Linked DNA regions of Homo sapiens: region 1 is linked to region 2. A link is a contact called in ENCODE Hi-C or POLR2A ChIA-PET data. All regions are on one chromosome and are shown on one strand. Each heading gives the region's core, a stretch centred on a gene start or an enhancer-like site at or near the end of the contact. The rest is flanking DNA. Distances are from core to core; before and after follow the strand shown. Region 1 overlaps CFAP20DC-DT (CFAP20DC divergent transcript). Region 2 overlaps CFAP20DC-DT (CFAP20DC divergent transcript).

The links. Hi-C counts contacts between places; a loop is a spot of excess contacts on that map. ChIA-PET counts read pairs that join two places held with the same protein, here RNA polymerase II (POLR2A). Pooled maps may share reads with other maps.
Region 1: a loop to region 2 is called in a pooled map, with 2.5 times the contacts of the local background. The contact joins two enhancer-like sites. A Hi-C loop is called at or near these places in 1 of 168 maps with a recorded cell type or tissue (GM12878), 9 of 37 single-sample maps with no recorded cell type and 14 of 50 pooled maps. POLR2A ChIA-PET finds 5 or more read pairs at or near these places in 1 of 52 experiments (activated T-cell).

What each region holds. Positions count from the first base shown.
Region 1 is chr3:59,440,520-59,447,460 of GRCh38, forward strand. All of the region lies in intron 5 of CFAP20DC-DT (CFAP20DC divergent transcript), which reads left to right. Among named protein-coding and RNA genes, the nearest start is that of CFAP20DC-DT, 360 kb to the left of the region's middle. RefSeq lists an enhancer at 3,801-3,850. Within about 2 kb of position 3,537, at least 3 of the 41 ENCODE cell types and tissues checked have a DNase peak (open chromatin) inside an H3K27ac peak, as active enhancers do; they include GM12878, where a contact is called at or near this core.
Region 2 is chr3:59,242,581-59,249,201 of GRCh38, forward strand. The region is part of intron 4 of CFAP20DC-DT (CFAP20DC divergent transcript); the gene reads left to right. Among named protein-coding and RNA genes, the nearest start is that of CFAP20DC-DT, 160 kb to the left of the region's middle. Within about 2 kb of position 3,756, at least 6 of the 41 ENCODE cell types and tissues checked have a DNase peak (open chromatin) inside an H3K27ac peak, as active enhancers do; they include GM12878, where a contact is called at or near this core.

The DNA of each region.
Region 1 (6,941 bases), core at 2,287-4,786, 200 kb after region 2:
GTGGGTGACTTGCTTCTGTCTTCAAATTTTTGTTCTCTTCTCCTGTCTAGTCCTCTTGAGTTATTAATTAGAATCATTGCCTTTGTTTCTTCTCTGTACTGTGCTTGTCAGGCAGTGTTCCTTTTCCAAGAAGGGGAATAAATGTATTGTTTAATTTATGAGGATATAATACTATAATAGTATATTCCTTTGCCTGAAATGTATTCTTAAGTATTACCTTGGTCTGTGCTTTAACTGAGTTGGATAGAGACGGCACACTGCAATTGTTAAGGTTAATGACCCAGTGATTTACAAGACAAGGCACATTTACTGGCAAATAGATTTTAGTAATTGTTCCGCTCCACAGTGAGAATAACGGTTTGTGTATTGATTCATCATGTCTTGGAGTTGGGGCTCACTCAGAGAAGACAGAGCCCAGGGTCTTGTGGCAGAGGCTGCCTAGGATCGATGAGATTAGCAGACCCCACAAGCTCAGCTTGCTAAGAGAAATTTTGCTCAGGAAAACCCTCAGGTGCCCTCAGGTGGAGTGAATAATAATTGTAAGACAAAGATGGCTTACAAGTGCTGCAGGTGCCAGAATTAAAAAAAAAAAAAATAAATAAACACACAAACCCCACGAAACTAATACAGGCTTATTTTTTTCCGCTTTTATTGAGATATTATTAGTAAATAAAAATGGTATAATTTATGATGTTTAACGTGATGTTTTGATATACATATACATTGTAAAATTACCACAATCAAGCTAATTAACACATCTATTACCTCTCATAGCTGCCATTTATGTGTGTGTGATTAGAACAGTTGAGATCTCAGCAAATTTCAAATATACAATATGTTATTATTAACTATAGTCGTCAAGCTTATAACTTGTAAATGAAAGTTTATACTTCTTGACCAACATCTCCCCTTTCCTCTCATTCTAGTCCCTAGTAACCACAATTCTACTCTGTTACCATGAGTTCTACTTTTTATTTTATTTTTTTAAGCTTCTACATATGAGTAAGATCAGGCAGTATTTGCCTTTCTGTGCCTGGCTTATTTCACTTAGCATGACGTCCTCCAGGTTCATCCTTGTTGCAAATGTGGCAGGTTTTCCTTCTTTTCAAAGGCTGAATCGTATTCAATTGTGTAAATGTACCATATTTATCCATCATCTGCCAATGGACGCTTAGGTTGTTTCCATATCTTGGCTATTGTGAATAATGCTGCAATGAACATGAGAGCACAAATATCAATATAGGTTTATTTTTGTTCTATGAGAGATGAGCACACTTGATACTCAGAACATTTCCACTGGGGGATTCAGTTCGGCATTTTTAAGGGGAAGGGATAAATAAAACTTGGGGAAAATATCCTCTAGAATGGTTTGATCTCTTTTAAAGAAATATAATTGTGTTCGGACCCAGGATGTAGGTCCAGTTATCAGGTTGATTAAACTTATTTTTCTGATGCCTTGCCTCAGTATGGATTGAGAGCCACAGAATCATCTATGAGAACCTGGCCACTCCAAGCATATGTCAGTAAGTCTGTGCCCTTTTATTTTCTTGTGCTTCTCTAAGACTACGGGCAAGAGGCTGCAATTCTTTTTCAAGGGCGTCTCCAATTACCGCTCATTAACTCTGAGAAAAGCTCAAATAGGGAAGACAAAGAGGATTGGACTGAGGACGCTGGAGAGTGAAGACAAGACACTGAGCTCCCCCACCTCATGCACTGCACAGGGCTTCTAATCTCGGCGACCACATGGGAATGAGGCCCTGCTTCCCTTAGGTCTCTGCTGTCCCCAGGGAAAGTGAGTGAGATGAGTCAAGGCACAAGAACAGCAAGCCTCCTTGTATTGCTTTTCCAAGTATGCTGTTTATATTGTGCATGTGTATATATGTAGATGTGATATATGAATCTGGAGATCTCATCTGATGGGATATGAGAAAAAAGCCCAGTTGTAGAAGACAGACCAGCACTGAGAGATGTCATTATTAAAAGATGAATGAAAGGCAACTTTTCTGGCGGAATGTAATATCACACAAATAGACAACACAGTTTTGTTTTTCTTTTTTAAACTCTTTAAATTGTGAAATATCATACTTTAAAACAAGCATTTACAGTTTATATTTACAGTTTAATTTAGAAAAAAACGTTTACCTATGTAACAAACCTGCACATCCTACACATGTATCCCAGAACTTAAAATCAGATAAATTAATTAAAAAAAATACAAGCACCTGTGGACCCACCACCCAGTTTAAGAACTAGAACATGACCCGTGCGTTCTGTTCCCAGGGATTCTGTTCTGATATCCTTCCCCAGGCATGCTGTCTCCCTCCCTCCCCAGCAAGGAGTACCTCTGAATTTTATGTAGTCATTTTGTTTTAAGAGATACATATCTTTACATAGCTCTAAAATTGTAGAGCTGTGTGTAGCGCCAGTTCATTCTTTTTTAACATTCTGTATAGCTTTTCATCATATAAATATACCACAGTTGGGTTACCCACACTATTGTTGGTGGAAACCAGGGTCATTTCCAGTTTTCAGCAGTGCTGTGCATGTCTTGTGTCATACATGTACAAGAGTTCTCTCAGGTAGATATCTAGGATTGAGCTTGCCAGCTCACAGTTTGTATATATGTTCAGTTTTTACTGCCCAATGCCAAATTGTTTCCTGAAGTGGTTGTACCGATTTTTACTCCCACCAGCAGTGAGTGAGAGTTCCCACTGCTTCATACTCTTGCCAATATTGGATATTGTTGGATTTATTATGGTTTACTAACTGATGGTACAAAGGATATTTTATTACAATGTTAGTTTGCAAATAAATTGGTCATAAGCTTGAACACCTTCTCGTGTTGGATATATATGTTTCTTTTTCTGTAGAAAGCCTTTCTATGAACTTTTTCCTTTTTTCTTATATTGTGTTTTATTCTTTGTTATTCACTAATAGGAGCTCTTCACATATTCTAGATCCTTGCTGTCCAACAGAAATATAACGCAAGCCACATATAATTTAAAATTTCCTAGTAGCTACATTAAAGAAGTAAAAATAAACTAATAAAACTGGTTTTAATAATTCATTATTTTATGTCACTAAACTTTATCCAAATGTACCTAAAATTATCAATATAAAATTATTAATGAAGTCTTTGAAATTTAATGTGTATGTTATACTCATGGCAGATCTTATTCTGTGCCAGTCACATTTCAGTTGCTCACCAGCCACATGACGACTGTATTGATCAATACATGTCTAGAGGCTTCTCCTTTGACAATTAGATTTTCTTCTAAATTGTAGCTTATGCTCTCACTTTTTTGTGGCTTCTTTTTATGTGCAGGAGTGCTTCACTTGAACATAGCCCCATTTGATTAATCTTTCTTAGTGCTTTTTTGCATTGTGCTTAAAACCTTCTCTACACTGAGGTGATGAAAGTGTTGTCTTTTGTCCAGAAGTTTGAAAGTTTTGTCTTTTATGCTTACAGTCTTGATCCATATGGACTTGAACTTTGGGTTTCGTTTGAGGAAATTTCAACTATCTATATGGATAACACACTGCTGAACTGCTCCTTCTTGGTCCACAGCTCTGCACGTAGCCCTGTCGTGAGTCAGGTTTCCACGACAGGCACGGGTGTGTTTTCAGACTCTGTCTTCTGTTCCATTTGTCTCTTTGTTTGCCTCTTTCCAAATACCACACTGTCTTCATTATTATAGCTTTAAAATAAGCCCTGTTACCTGCTGAGGCAAGTCTCCTGGCTTGTTTCTCTCTTGGAGTTTCTTGGTATATTTCAGCCTTTGCTTTCAGATATAAATTTTAAAATCAGTTTGTCAGGGTCTGTGAAAATCCTTTTGTGGCCGTTCTATTCTGTTAGATGAGCTGTGTGAACTCAAATAAGTCACTTTGCCTCTTGGGCCTATCTTTTCATCTGTAAAATGACAGTTTCATTTTGATAGGAGTGAGTGTTTCATTATTAAATGATGTAATGCATGTAAAGTTCCCAGCACAGTGCCTGGCACCCAGGAAATAGTCAACAAGTAAAGGAGTGGTTTTATTGCTGTTAAAGCTGAGATGTGGGGGCCTGTTGTGGAGAGTGCTAGAATCTCAAAAGACAGGCTGGTTTTTAGTTGTACAGAACTGCAGTCTAGGAACTGTAGACTTATTATCACCTTTGTCTTCACATTTTAGTGCAGGCTTTTGTGATTAATATTAACAATGCACGTGTATAGAACTTTATACCTCAAAATATTTTCACTCATTTGATCATATTTGGACTGCTAAGGAGCATTGAGAAGCAAGTAAGCATGCACGTATTTGGAAATACCTGACAAGCTTCAGCCAAGCCTTGGAAGCTATATTAGGACAATGGGGTAAGAGGTTATAAGGATCAGACAACCACTCAGCTGCCTAGATGCCATCCATCTGCCAAGACAATTTGAAGGTGGAAGGGAGGGTAGGATTGCCAGAGAAAAACAGGACATTCATCTAAATTTGGATCTCCAATAAACAGTCATTTTTTAGGATAAATATGTCCCACATATTGCAGGTATACTTACACTGTGACATTCATTTCTCTGAAATTCAGATTTAACTGGGCATCTGTGTTTTCACTGGACACCTAAATCTGGCAGAAGGTATTGCTGTTACTTCTTCAAATTGGAACTGTGCTCCAGAGTCTTAATGCATAAATTGCCCTGAGATCTCATGCAGTCCAGCTCCTTCTTTTAGCAAATGTGGAAATTGAGATCCAGAGGCTGAGTGGTTACGTGTGGAATCGGATGATTCCTGATTCTGCATTCCTTTTTATGCTTCTGAACGTGCAAAAATACACAGCCACCTTTTCATTGTCTTCTTTATCTTGGAGAGGTAGGGACGTCTACCACATTGACCACAACTCTTCATTGAGCCTTGGTTATGGGCAGTTTACATGGCAGGCCCTAGCCACCAGGCAAGTATCTGGTCACTCAGGGGATTAGCTAGGTCTCAAATTCTCAGGGTTCTGGAAGTATCATTCTGGACTGTAGCTGAAGGCCATGAGGCCACATAGCCAGGCTTTAGCACCTCCATTGAAATGCAGCCTTGTCAGAGCCGTCAGCTCCTGTGCTGATAGGGAACAATCACAGAGAAGCAGGCAAAAGCACAAAACTCTTCAGATGAAAAAGAATAAAAAATGATGAAGGGGAAGGAAAGAGTAACTGATGAGAAAAGATACTGCCACTTCTGACAACTGGAGGGGCTGAAGGGCCTAAATGCAGGGAAAAAGAGGGGTTCCACTGGGAGAGGCAAGTGGTACAACAAGATTTCATATCAGAATATTTTTTCTAAAATGAGGACTCTTAGACTGAGAAAGGACTCCCATGGGCCTCTTAGATTGATGAAGAGTCCCGTTGCTGGAGTCATTTTAAACCAGAACTGAACAAAGTGATTGAAAATAAACTGCAGGGAACACTTGCTTGGATATCTTCTGGGACAGACTTGATCATCTGATCAGTTTCTTCCTTCCCTCAATGCCTGTGAATCACTGGTTCATTTGAAAACATGATAGTTAAAACTCTCGTGGAACCAGAACTTGAGCATTTAATTGAAAGTAATTTTCATACAAGTGAGGCATGGTCTAGAAATTCATTTGTTGTGTGTGTATGTAATTTTTTTTTAAGTCCGAGATAAGGCGAGCAACTAGTTTCAGAATCCTTACTGGGCCAAAGCTTTGTTTCAATCTTGTTATGCTCTTACTATTTCTAACCTCTAGTTGCAAATTATTTTTATGTGACACTTATGTCCATTTGACTTCATTTTTCTAACTAAATAGCTTTTCAGGAAATAGATCTCCTGACTTATTTCAGAGCTCTAAATAAATATCCAGAGTATCTGTGTACTATAAAAACATTATAAAAACTCCTCTATGGTGCTGATCCAAGGCATGAAAATTGCCCTCCTGGTGTTCTATGCCAAGCCTGGTTGACCTTCCCAATTTTTCTGCTACAAATCTGAAAAACAAGCTCAGCTGTCTGGAGAAACATCAGGCATAGGCATACATTAGATAAATGTTTGTGTTTTCCTTTCATCACGGACGACCTCGTAGGAGATGAATGACATAAACACTCTACCTGTTAGTAGACTTGGATTGCTGTCACATTATTTCCTGCATCAGTTCTAATACTCCTGGAAATAGATGTTTTTAAAGGCAATTTGGGCAGCAGTTATTATCTTTTGCTTTGCATCTTGCTTACCCTCCATGCAATGACTGACTAAATATTGTTGATTTTACTCTTTCTCCCGTAATCCTCTCCCCTGCATCCCCACCTCTCTAGCCCCACTGGCACTGCCTACGGCCTCCCTACCTCCCATCTCCCTGCTGTCTATTGTATATGCTGCAGCTACGTTTAGCTTCCCAGAGCAGAGCCTTGATCCTATCGCTCTCCTGCTCAAAACCTGTCCATAGCTCCCTGTTTTCTATGAGGCTTTCCCAAACATTAGTCATACCACCTCCATTATCTTTGCTATTTTCCCTTTCCATCTGTGCTGTGGTTTACTTCATATTTATCTTTAAATAGGCTCACTTAAAAAAAAATCTTAAATGTATTCTAAAGGGAAACTTTATCTCTAAGTAAATGGAAAACCAGTACCATCTATCATAATAGAAACTATAAAAATAAATGCAATGAAAACAAAAGTATTATCTTCCAGCAAGATAGTGTTGCCTGAGGCTCAAAGCCTGAAGCCTGATTTCTCTGTGTTTACAAAGGTGGGTGATGATTCAGTGACTGTTTGTCCCTCCAGATCTATTTTTCTCTCTTCTTCTTGTTGTCTGCCCAGGAGGCTGAGCCCGAGGACAGGTCAGTGAGTTCCCTTACTTTCTGGTTTCCAGCTGGCCTCAGCCTATGGCAGCCCAGCAGAGTCTAGGAAGGAGGGAACGATGGGTCCAGGGCTTTGTTCCCTGCCTCTCTCCCTGCAGGGTC
Region 2 (6,621 bases), core at 2,506-5,005:
ACATGTTAGCATGATATGCTTCATAGGAGGGTTATGGTTTCCCCTCCTTTTTCTCCTCTTTTTCTGTTTTTACTTCTGTTCTAATTTCCTAACCCCCTATCTTTGGTATATTGTACAGATAGCCCCTTTAAGTCAAGAAATCATATTTTTCAGGATTTAGTATTTTCCACAAAAGGGTGGGGGGCCTGGGGAAGGGAGATATTTACTCAAACTCCCACCAGCTGAAACCAATCCCTGTTAAGGTTTTGTTTCAGTTGCTAGAGCCCACATCTCACACCACTCCATTTCCTACCTCTTCCTGGTGAAAATCCCCAGAAGAGCCGTCTACACTCACTCTCTGCTGTCCCTCTGCCCCCATCCTCCCTTCAGTCCTCTTCAGTCAGGGCTTCTTCTCCACCATGCCATCTGGGTCCTCACATCCAATGACAGTTTTCAGTGCTCTTCCTACTTGCCTTTTTAGGAGCCTTATTAGGACACCCACACCTTGGGGTCACCCTGGACTCCTCTCCCTCACATTCCACATTCTTCACCAAACCACATCAGCTCCACCTGCAAAATACGCCCAGAATCTGACCCTTCTCATCCCATGTTCTACTACCATCCAGGTCCAAGGCATCCCACTGTTGACTGAGATGATTGCAGTAACCTCCTAACTGCTCTTTTGCTTCCATCCCTGCTATTGTCTCAACGTTTACATTCCCCAAAAATTCCCGTATTGAAACCTTCACTCCCAAGGTGATGGTATTAGGAGGCGGGGCCTTTGCCAGTTAATTAGGTCATGGTGATGAAGTCCCATGAATGGGATTAGTTTCCCTATAAAAGAGACCCCAGAGAGATCCCTCACTCCTTCTGCCTTGTGAGGTCAGTGAGAAAATGGCCGTCTATAAGGATCCAGGCCCTCACCAGACACCAAATCTGCTGGTGTCTTGATCTTGGACTTCCCAGCCTCTAGACAATGAGAAATGAATTATGTTGTTTATAAGCCACCAGTCTATGATATTTTGTTATAGCTGCTTGAAAGGACGAAGACAAGTCCTTACCCCTTTCCAGCATATTCCCAACATAGTAGCCAGAGTGACTCAATCTTAAAACAGGTCACATCCACATTTGTTCAACAAACTGCCCACAGCCTTCCAAGAAAGCCCTGTGATTAAATAATGATTTCCATGAACTGGTGTGATCTGGCCATTTGCTACCTCACTTTGACCTCACTGCCACTTTCCCTCATTTACTCTGTTCTGGCCACTCTGGCCCCTTTGCTCTCTCTTGAATATACCAAGCACTCTCCTGCCCACCAAAGCCTTTACTGTTTGCTGTTCTCTCTGCCAAAGCTTTTCTCTAATCATCAGTATGGCTCCCCACCTTACTTTCTTCTGTTCTGTTAGCAGTGAGTCTTGCCTTCTGTGCTGGGAGTTCCTGGAGTGCTTCTCCCTGTCCTGCTCTGTTTTTCTCCATGGCACGTATCACTGTGTAACATACTTCATGTTTACATGCTCATTTGTTTATTTTCTATAGCCTGTCTCTAGAATCTAAGCTCCGTGAAGCAGGGAACTTATTTTTCTACTGTTATGTCCCACGTCCAGAATTATGAAATGGACCCAGTAAGAATTTGTGGTTATGAATAAATAAATGAATGACTCTAGTATTCTTTATATTATATATCCAATTCACTTTTAATAAAATGGCATCATATAAACATAGCTTGCTTTTTAAAACCTAATAAATTGTCAACAATTTCCCATATCAAAAATATTATTCTATAACATTTTGCATAATGACTTCTCGATATTCTATTTTAGAGATGCACAATAATTCATTTAATTCTCTAATGCCCCTTTTGATGGTGTGCAAAATTTTTATAACAAAGATGACCACTTGAACGCACATCCCTTTCTGATGCACTCTCTCTTTCATTCTGTGGACTAACACTGCAACTGGAAAGCTGGCAGGCCTGGAGCTCTGCTGGCACGTACAAACTTGTGGCATTGTCTCTGGGCCTTTGGATTCCTTGCTTTATAAACTTCCCATAGCTACCCAAATGTTGCGCCTCTGGTTTCCTTTCCTTTTCCAAACCACCATCCAGTTTTGTTGAGTACTGCATTTCAATACTTCGCCTAATAGGACGTGCATCCTGGGCTGAAACTGCAAACTTTTTTCCCTTAGGAGATTTTGGTTGATAATATAGGAATATAGCTTATTTTATTTTGCTAATTTTATGGAAGCTCCTGCCTATGACTTAATCTTTAGCACCTCTCAAATCAATTGATCAGAGGCAATTTAGAGAAAACATCTGTTTTCATTTCCTACCTAGTGACCAATAAGTGACTGTTTAGGAATAACTAAGTGTTCTCACTTTTAGCATGCAACAAGAACTGCGTGCCTCAGTTACTAGCATAGGAACTTGCTGTGTCCTGAGGGGAAATGTTTTTCTCTGTAGGAGGATAAGCTCCTTAGTAGCATGAACCTGAGCATAAATCAGAGCTTCATTAGCTTCAGGGACTATCCTTTTCGTCATCTAGAGAAATACACTTTTTAATTTGCTTGCCACTAAAAGTTTAAAGAGATCCCAATTATTTTTATTTATTCATCCAAGTCAGCTAGCCTAAGATGGCCTTACTCAAAGTCTCAGAATAAAATAAAAAAAAATTACCGGAATAAAAGCTGCTGTACAGTTTCCTAGGAAAGGTAGGTTATCTTTATCTGTAAAACATACTCAATTTAACTATTACATATGATTGACATTATGGTAATACTTAACTATTTTTATAAAAGTCTTCAGTATGCTCTGTCATTTGACCTTGCAGCCGGAATATCTTTATTTTATTGGACATTGGAGAGGAAGTTCTTAGAAAGGGCAGTGTTTTGTCTGTTGTCATAGAGTTAATCAGTGGTGAAGCCAGAATTTGAATCCCAGCCACAGACCTGTTTCTTATCACGAAGTCGAGGTGCTTGGCATTATCCAGTGTTCTGTACCCTCCTGCATATTTGAATTACCTGGGGAGATTTTTAAAAATACAAATTCCTGGACTCATCTCTCTCAGATATTCTGAGTCCTTAGGTCTGGGGCAGGGCCAGGAATCATTTTTTTAAAAGCTCCCTGGGTGATTCTACCATGCAGCTTAGGGGTTCTCCATTGCAGTTTCCCTCGGCAGAGAGGAAATAATATGCAATTAGCCACTAATCAAGAGAAGGAGCAGTTTAGCTCATAAGATAGAAAAGAATTATGTCTTTGTTTTGCTGTCCTGTCATGTCGTTAGAAAAAAAATCATGGGAGTTTAAAAGTCATTGCAGAGGAATTTAGCTTTTTATGAAGAATTATGGGATGGCAGAGCTTCTAGGCCCCCTGAGGAAATAAATCTGCCCACTTTTGGCTGGCGCATGACTCCTTTAACAGCTGTGTGTGGTCAGCAGTTTACCTTACAATTACCTTATCTTGACCTATCTCCTTTTGATGATGCAAAAGGATGTTAATCAAGGTTGACTCTTTTTTGGTTCATCCTAAGAATTGACCCCAATCAGTGAATCTCCGCTCTTTGTTTAAAGTTTTGAAGCACAAAGTTTTGACTGTTCCATTTATCTTTTCTGCCTCATCTGCAAAGGAATTGGCACGTCTCCAGGTCTCCAACTGTGTGGCTACTTCTCATGCTCGCATCTCAGAAAAGTGATGGAATTGTCTGTTGTACGCACATCAGCAATGTTCAGTCATGAATTGACTTCTTCGGACTCTAGTAGTGCCTCTTCATCAAGTCTGTGTGTATTTTTTCACCAGTGCTGATGCTTGATTTGTTATTCCTTGTCTCTGCTGCCTCAGACAGGCCTTCCCGGGATTCTAGTCCTATGTTGTTTGTCTCTATTCATGTGCGTCATTATTGTGTAACTGCCCACATTTTAAATAATTGGCTTTGAGGAGGTGAGAGGCACCCAGGCAAAACTAAGCCCAGTCTTTCAGACCCACTTGCCGGTGTTGGAGTTGGCAGCACAAGCTGGGTATTCTGAGCTAAAATACTTCATCTCTTTGAGCCTCAGTCTCCTCATTTGGTTTGAGGACTAAATAAAGCAATTTAAGTCTCTGGCACACTATGGGTGCTCAATGTTAGTCTCTTTTTCTTGGTTTTTCTAAATTTGGTGTAACATGATTCAAATACTATTCACTACTTAGATAAACCTGACTGTGTTATCTTTGTTCTCATTAAATAGATCTGGTTACCCAACAATGCAGTTTCCTGAGCTCTGTATATTCTGACCAGAAACTACCCAGAATGTGGCCAGCCCTTAAAACTGCAAGTCACCTGGGAAGGGAAATAGTATTTATTAATACTCCACCCCACCCCATAAAACAAGATATGCGTGTGTGTGCACTCATGCATGCATGCACACACACACACACACACACACAATACTCAATGAACTGTGCTACTAGGGACTTTCCTCACAAAAACTTCATGAGGTAGGCAGCATTAATATTCTAACCTTATAGATTTGGATTTGAGACTTAGAGGATCTAATTTGCCCACGGATACACGGCCACTAATTAGTAAAGCTGGAATTCCAACCCTTATCTCTCTGATTCCAAAAATGGTTACCTCTTCAGTAGGCATCTTTTGGCTTTTTGGTAGGATATCTATTCAGAGAATAGTAAAAGAGATACTTGAACTACAAAGTGCAATTCATCATCTGCTTTCACAAGCTCCAACATTTCCATGAAATATTTGGATAGGGTGAGGTATGGCAACTTTGGGGGTGTGGGTGATTTGGTTCATAACTGTGTGTTTATGTGTGTGTTGGCATGGGTGTGTATCTGCAGCATGAATGTAATTATAATAACCCACTCACAAAACTCCTCACACTAAGGGGCAGAACTCTGTATGTTGAGAAACCACAAGTCTTTAAGTAAGAAATGTCTCACAGGAGTCAAATATCAACCAAACATCTGTGTGGCTAATCAAGGAGCTACAAGGCCACACTTAGTCAACAGGAAGAGTCCCTATAGAAAGACATCACTAAAAGCAGTGCCATATGATTTATTTGCTATAACTCAATTTCCATCTGTCTCATAAGGTGGATTGTGTACACACTGCACTGCAGGCATTCAGCCACGGTGGAAGCATACCAAGGAGCAGAAAACCTTCTCCTCCCTCGGGCTATTGGTGATATGCTCTGCTAAGAACCAGGCAGGGCCAGGGTGGCCTACAAGGAAATGCCTTGGGCCGTCTTGCCAAGACTTCATACCTTTAGGAGCTGGCTGGATCATGGGCCTTTGAACAAGGTTCTGTAGCAGTAATGGGGCCAGGTGGGTTTTAAGCATTCTGCTTTTCTCGGAGATTCCTTTGACTCACATTTGCAGACTCCAGATGGTAATTTTGCCACTTCAGGCAAGATGCTGTTCATAGTCCCTTAAATTTCTTACATAAATAAAGAATGAGCCAAATAAATACTTTCTTGCTATTGTGTGTTGAAGAAAATCAGGTGAAACTGAAACCCTTTCGCATTCTGTAAACAGTATACAAAATGTAGGAATGCTTAAGGCTGAGTAAAAACCAGTGTGATCCTATAAAACCAAGCCATTGCATAAGAACCAAAGAACTTCTAGAGCCTTCTGAAAATTAATGATTATTTTAGACAATATTAACCTTTATTTTTTGTAGGTAACAGGAACCTCATCTATTTTGTTTCAAAAGCTTCCTTGTTTAGGTTACTATAATATCCTCAACAGCTTTGAAGGAAGAGATTTTAAGAAACTATTTCTGTAGGAAAATTTCCTCCTTTGGCATTCCTTTTTGTTAGGCAAACCTATCTTATAGAAAGTCAGCACCATGACACATTTGCTGTGGAGAGAGAGGAAAGGAAGTCAAGGAGAGGGTACCCTCAGACAGGGTTATATGTTCTCCCTCCAGGACCCATAGTGATGATATGGTTTGTCTGTGTTCCCACCCAAATCTCATCTGGAATTGTGGATCCTGTAATTCTCACCTGTCGTGGGAGGGACCCAGTGGGAGATAATTGAATCATGGAGGCGGTTGCACCCACACTGTTTTTGTGGTAGTGAATAAGTCTCATGAGATCTAATGGTTTTATAAGGGGAAATCCCTTTTGCTTGCTTCTCATTCTCTCTTGCCTGCTGCCATGTAAGATGTGCCTTTCACCTTCCACCATAATTGTGAGGCCTCCCCAGCCACGTGGAACTGTGAATCCAATAAACCTCTTTTACTTTATAAATTACCCAGTCTCAGGTATGTCTTTATCACAGCGTGATAATGGACTATTACACAGAACATTTCTGAAGTACACTGTAGCTAGCTGTGTGACTTAGGGCAATTATTTAAAGACTCAGAGATTTAATTCCCTCACCCATGAAATGAAAATAATAATATATATCTTTTGGGTTTCTCTTGATGGATAACATGAAATTACAGAAAATCATGTTGTTACTCCAATGTGCTGAGTAGACAGGGTTCATTAAATATTACTTACATCTGAATCTGAATGTTAAAGTGTAATGCTGGAATGGGAAATGCAAGAGGACAATTCTTGTTTTGTGGGGTTGGCATATCTGCTGGGTGAGGAGGGCACTTCCTCATTAAATTACTCAGCAAACTTCACTGAGAGCCCATTGTGTTCCAG